2 separate regions of the Homo sapiens genome follow, and region 1 is linked to region 2. Evidence: chromatin loops called from intact Hi-C (ENCODE). Cell type or tissue: MCF 10A. All regions are shown on one strand. Links, peaks and the distances in the headings refer to the core of each region. The heading gives the core; the rest is flanking DNA.

What was found. A loop is a pair of places that touch in the nucleus more often than their neighbours do. Peaks named below come from ENCODE experiments on the same cell type or tissue, not always from the same donor. Only the 100,000 strongest peaks of a DNase experiment are listed, where the experiment ranks them.
Region 1: a loop joins it to region 2, with 18 times the contacts of the local background. A loop is called at or near these places in 8 of 110 quality-filtered maps.

Annotation. Positions count from the first base shown.
Region 1 is chr11:58,284,634-58,287,543 of GRCh38, forward strand. No RefSeq gene overlaps it. Among named protein-coding and RNA genes, the nearest start is that of OR10W1, 18 kb to the left of the region's middle. In MCF 10A, for the core only: a CTCF peak has its summit at 1,828 (motif pointing left); a DNase peak (open chromatin) is centred at 1,828.
Region 2 is chr11:57,750,583-57,753,492 of GRCh38, forward strand. BTBD18 (BTB domain containing 18) reads right to left here and starts at 1,237. Exons shown (of 3, transcript NM_001145101.3): 1 at 959-1,237; 2 at 483-654. The coding sequence starts at 606. All of the region lies in intron 2 of TMX2-CTNND1 (TMX2-CTNND1 readthrough (NMD candidate)), which reads left to right. In MCF 10A, for the core only: a CTCF peak has its summit at 1,243 (motif pointing right); no DNase peak of the experiment used is centred there.

The sequences.
Region 1 (2,910 bases), core at 275-2,774, 530 kb after region 2:
AGCGTGTGGAGTCTCGCATTGTGAACTTTTTCTCCAGAACGTCTGCAGGAATACACTAGGAAAGCCAAGAGAACCCACAGATCCTCTGAAGGAAGTGGATTGCTCCTGCAGGACCTGGGAGACACCCCAAATACTGTGAGTGCCCAAACTGTGGAAGTGGGAAAGGGAGATCATCTGCCCCTGAACACACACACCCCACTGGGGAATCTGAGGTCTAGATTATGTGAGAAGATTCTGACCTTACTGGGAACGGAGTCAATTTAGAGAGCCAAGCAAAATACAGGGGTAGAGGAAGCAGCAGGAAAATCCCTGTGAGCTTGCTGGGTCCCCTAGCAAGCCATTTCTGCCTCACCTCTCAGGGGTCTTTGAGGAGGGCTGCCAGAGGCACTGGGAAGTGTCCTAGGGAGGAAGAAACCTCCAGCTGAACTTTGTAACAATTTGAACCCATAGAGAAGTCTCCTGGCCAGAACTTTGGGGAGGGCGTGAATCCAGCATGCAGACTCCATAGGCCAGAAAAGAAGGAAAGCCATATTTGCTTTCACAGCTGGGAGGTGGGTGGCCTGGGGCAAGTTATCAGCCCTGCTCACCCACTGCCTGGAAACAGACTCAGTGCTGTTGGCAGGGGCACAGTGGGAGTGACACAGGCCGTTTGGGGTGCATGGGAGCTGGGTGAAGCCTGTGACTGCTGGCTTTCCCCCACTTCCCTGACAACCTGCAGGACACAGTAGAGGCAGCCATAATCCTCCTAGGAACACAACTCCATTGACCTGGGAAGCTTTCCCCTATCTCCCACAGCAGCCACAGCAAGACCCATCCAACTAGAGTCTGAGCTCAGACATGACTAACCCTGCCCCCACCTAATGGTCCTTCTCTACCCACCCTGGTAACTGAAGAAAAAGGTTATATAATCTAGGGAGTTTTAGGGCCCTGTCCACCGCCTGTTCCTCCCCATACTACTACAGCTGATGCTCTCTTGAAAGTGCCACCTCCTGGCAGGAAGCCAACCAGCACAAAATGTGCACTCATCAACCAAAGCTTAGAACCCTCACAGAGTCCACTTCACACCCTTGCTACCTCCACTGAAGCAAGTGTTGAGAGACCCGCAGGTGGTTCACATCACAGGACTCTAAAGACAACCCACAGTACCAGCCCAGAGCCTGGTAGACTTGCTGGGTGGCTAGATCCACAAGAGAGATAACAATCACTACAGCTCAGCTCTCAGGAAGTCACATACCTAGGAAAAGGAGGAGAGTACTACATCAAGGAAACGCCCCGTGGGACAAAAGTATCTGAACAACAGCGTTGAGCACTAGACCTTCCCTCTGACAGAACCTACCCAAATGAGAAGGAACCAGAAAGCCAACTCTGGAAATATGACAAAACAAGGTTCTTTAACACCCTCAAAACACCACACTAGCTCACTAGCAATGGATCCGAACAAAGAAGAAATCCCTGATTTACCTGAAAAAGAATTCAGGTTAGTTATTAAGCTAATGAGGGAGGCAACAGAGAAAGGCAAAGCACAATGTAAGGGAATAAAAAAAAATGATATAAGAAGTGAAGGGAAAAACATTCAGCGAAATAGCATAAATAAAAAATCAAAACTTCAGAAAACAATGGGCACACTTACAGAAATGCAAAATGCTCTGGAAAATCTGAGCAAGATTTCAGGTCCAGGAAGACTGGTGAGCAGGTGTCAGAGAGACTTGGTGGGTTGTCATCAAGTAGGACTACCCTTGAACCTGTGCAAAAGAGACACTAACTTGGTGAGCTCCTTCTCAAAGGAACATATAGGGCCACAGCTGGCTCTTACTCATAAGCACCATCTACTGGTCTTTAGGCCAGACTGCACAGCCCAATATAAAACCTGCCTAGGAAAGTGCATAGCCTAAGACCCTATCCAGCATATTCTACAGTCACACACCCTAGGAAGGGGAGGAAATGTCAAGAAAAAAATATATAAAGAAACAAACAAAAAATCCTATCTGCATGAAAATAATTACGAATATTAGAAGTGTCAGTCTTTCCAGATGAGAGGGAAGAAGTGTAAGAATTCTGAGCTGTGAAAAATCCAAATGTGACGACACTATCAAAGGATCACACTAGCTCTCCAGCAATGGTCCCTACCCAAAATGGAAAGTCAGTAATGACAGATAAAGAATGCAAACAATGAGATATCATCTTACACCAGGCAGAATGGCTATTATTAAAAAGTCAATTTTGGTGAGGATGCAGAGAAAAAGAATGCTTATACACTGTTGGTGGGAATGTAAATTAGTACAACCTCTATGGAAAACAGTATGGAGATTTCTCAAAGAATTAAAAATAGAACTACTATTAGATCCAACAACCCCACTACTGGATATCTACCCAAAAGAAAAGAAATCATCATATGAAAAAGATACCTGCACTCATATATTTATCACAGCACTATTATCAATAGCAAAGATTTGGAATCAACCTAAGTGTCCATCCACAGGTCAATGGATAAAGAAAATGTGGTATATATACACAATGGAATAATATTCAGCCATAAGAAAGGATGAAGTCATGTCTTTTGCAGAACATAGATGGAACTGGAGGCTATTACCTTAAGTGAAACAAATTAGACCCAGAAAGACAAATACCACACGTTCTCACTTATAAGTGGGAGAGAAATAATGTGTACAGTGGGCATACAGTGTTCAATAGCAGACACTGGAGACTTGGAAGGATGGGAGGCTGGAAAGGGGGTGAGGGATAGGAAACTACGTAATGGATAAAATATTATTTGGATGATGGTTACACTGACTGCTCAGACTTTACCACTGCACAACCTACCCATGTAAGAAAACTGCACTTCTACCTGTTGTATTTATACAAATAAAAAAGGAGAAAAAGATTATTTCTTAGTCAAATTACTTGTTTAGG
Region 2 (2,910 bases), core at 116-2,615:
CTACTTGAGAAAGCTAAGGCATGAGAATCACTTGAACCCAGGAGGTGGAGGTTGCAGGTAGCTGTGATTGTGCCACCACACTCCTGCCTGGGCAAGAGAGTGAGACTCTCAAAAAGAAAACATAATAGTATCATCTAACACATATTGTGGTTAGTATATTAAAAGCACTATTCTAAGTGCTTACCCACATTAACTCTTAATCTTCACAACCATCCCATTGGAATATTATCCATGTTATATAGAATGTATCTGCTTATAAAACTTTACAATTAGATTCATTATTTAAGAGAAAGAAGCAAAGTCACAATTTCACTCTTGAAAACAGTAGTAATTGTCCTAGAAACAAACAGCCCTTTACCAAATAGTTTACAGTGGTCATAGGCAGTAATATTTTGCTGATTTTGTCCTTTACCCTCTGGCTCTGAACTCATTTTATCTTATTCTATGGTGAGTTTTCAGTTGAATTCCGACCACTCTCTTACCTTCTGCCTGCAGAAGGACATCACAGAACACATCACTCTGCTGCTGGTGATGAAGCTGCAGAAAAGCTAACCTGAGGAACCGGGGGTTCCTGTATAGGATTTTGGGACTGGCAGGAGAGCACATGTTGGCAAGAGTCTTAACAAACCTTCTAGGTTTTCACAGATCAGACTCCTGTAGGTGAGATAATACATTTCAGAGGCATGGTTACATCTAATTTGTTTTTTGTCTTTGAAATGGCAGGGGAATTTTGAAAGTGAGAGATAATAGTATGAGTTGAGGAAACATCAGCCCAGAAATTGTGCCAAGGATATCTCAAGAAAGAAAATTATCATAGTGGTTACATGTGGGAGCTCAGAGATAAGCCTAGGTTTGGGTCTTGGCTCTATTTATTAGCCTGGCTGTATAATCTCACACAGGTGACCTAACTTCTCTGAGTCTCACTTTCCTATCCATGAAATAGAATAATAGTACTTACCTTGTAGGGTTGTTTTAAAGATTAAATGAGTCAGTGAAGGTAAAGTTGCTTAGCACAGTGAGTGCCTGGCACAAAATAACTACCAAGCCCCAAATGGTAACTATTATTATCCTTCAACCTTCCTCATTTCCATTACCACTGAGACTCAACTGCTACAATGCTGACTACTTATATTCTTCCTGAGCACCACATCCCAGCTCCACAGGTATAATCTTCAAGTTAACACTTTTAAGGAAACATTACTGGGTATAAAATTATCTCTAGTAAGTCGTATGCGCCTTTTCTCTGAGCTCACTGTATCACACTAACCAGCAGAGGGTGCACAATAAAGAAGAGAAGCCTCTGACTCTGCGGGAAGGTCTCTCACAGAACCAAGGACGTTGCCACCCTTGGCTGGGTGTACTTGACCAAAGCGAGCCTGACTGACCCTGGTAGTAGGCAAAGAATTTGGCCTTTACGTTTGTATAGTTAATTACCAGGCTAACAATGCAGCAAGGATAGTAAAGCATTTTACCCCTCCCAAAACAAACTGAGTATTCTGACTTCAGGCTTATGTCCAGCTTTTTAGCTCCGAAACCCCCCCACTCACTGCACAGCTGTGTTCCTTTCCTGGAATGCAGTTTTCTATCAGGTAGCACTGAGGGTCCGAACAGTTCACGTCAAAACTATCAGGAAAGAAGAATGAAAAGGTAAATTAAGAGAAGGCGGGCTTGGCTGGGCGGGGTGGCTCACGCCTGTAATCCCAGCACTTTGGGAGGCCGAGGCGGGTGGATCACCTGAGGTTAGGAGTTTGAGACCAGCCTGGCCAACATGGTGACTCCCCGTCTCTACAAAAATACGAAAATTAGCCGGGCATGGTGGCAGGCGCCTGTAATCTCAGCTACTCAGGAGGCTGAGGTGGGAGAATCGCTTGAACCTGGGAGGCAGAGGTTGTAGATAGAGCCACTGCACTCCAGCCTGGGCGACAGAGCGAGACTCCGTCTCAAAAAAAAAAAAAAAATTCCCATCCCAGTGAGAGAGATGTGGATGGAGGATGGCAGCTGTTGCAAGGGCCCTGGGGAAGCTTCTCAATCCACGATCGCCTGGCCTTGCCTCCAGACCCAACTTGAAATAGCTTTTCGGTAGACTTTGCTCCTGTTGCCTTCTCTGTGCTTGTCCTCTGTCCAGCCTGCCTTGCTTCCTCTCAATGTTCAGCGTTGAGTCAGGAGGCTGAGCAAAGATGCGCAGGTGGGCCAACGGCTGAGTGCTTCACCTCCCCATCCAGAAGCAAGGGAATCGGTGTTGGCGGAGAAAGCAGGGCTTCAGGGAGAGCCCTGCAAAGCGGGGTGGCCCGCACGCTTGGGCGCCCTGGCCCAACTCCTTTGAAGAAAGACTCCTAGGCGCGAGGGTTTCTGGGAATGGACCGTGGGGATCCGGGAGGCCCAAAGTCAGGACTTCCCGTCACGGCCACCTCCGCCAGCATAGACTTTGCAGGCAGCCCCTGGCGCCCTTGTATCCCTGCGGGCTTCAGCACCCACATGCACTGGGTGGTAGTGATAGCGAGGGTTGTAAGGCCACGCGGCCAGCGCCACACACCTCGTGCCACCGTCCTAGCGCGCTGCGCGTCGCAGAGCCCTACGCCCCTCCTCCTCCCGAGTCCTCGGGCCTACGTCGTCCGGCATACGTCATCCCCATTGGCCGAAGGCTCCCGGGAGAACCAATCAGAACAGGAGGAGCGCTTTGGGCGGGAGGCTAAGTCTCGAGGGACTTGAGGGCTGAGGGAAGATGGCTGGGCTGCAAGAGGCAGGGGGATGGGCCCGTCAGGGAGGAATTCTTGTGAAAGCCGTCGTCTGCCTCAGCACTTGATGAAAACACACCGAAAAAGAGGGTAGGGATGCTGTAGTAGAGCAGGCGCCAAGGCGGTTAAGGGTCATGTCCGTCTTCCCTTTGAAGAGGCAGTAGATGCCCTTGGC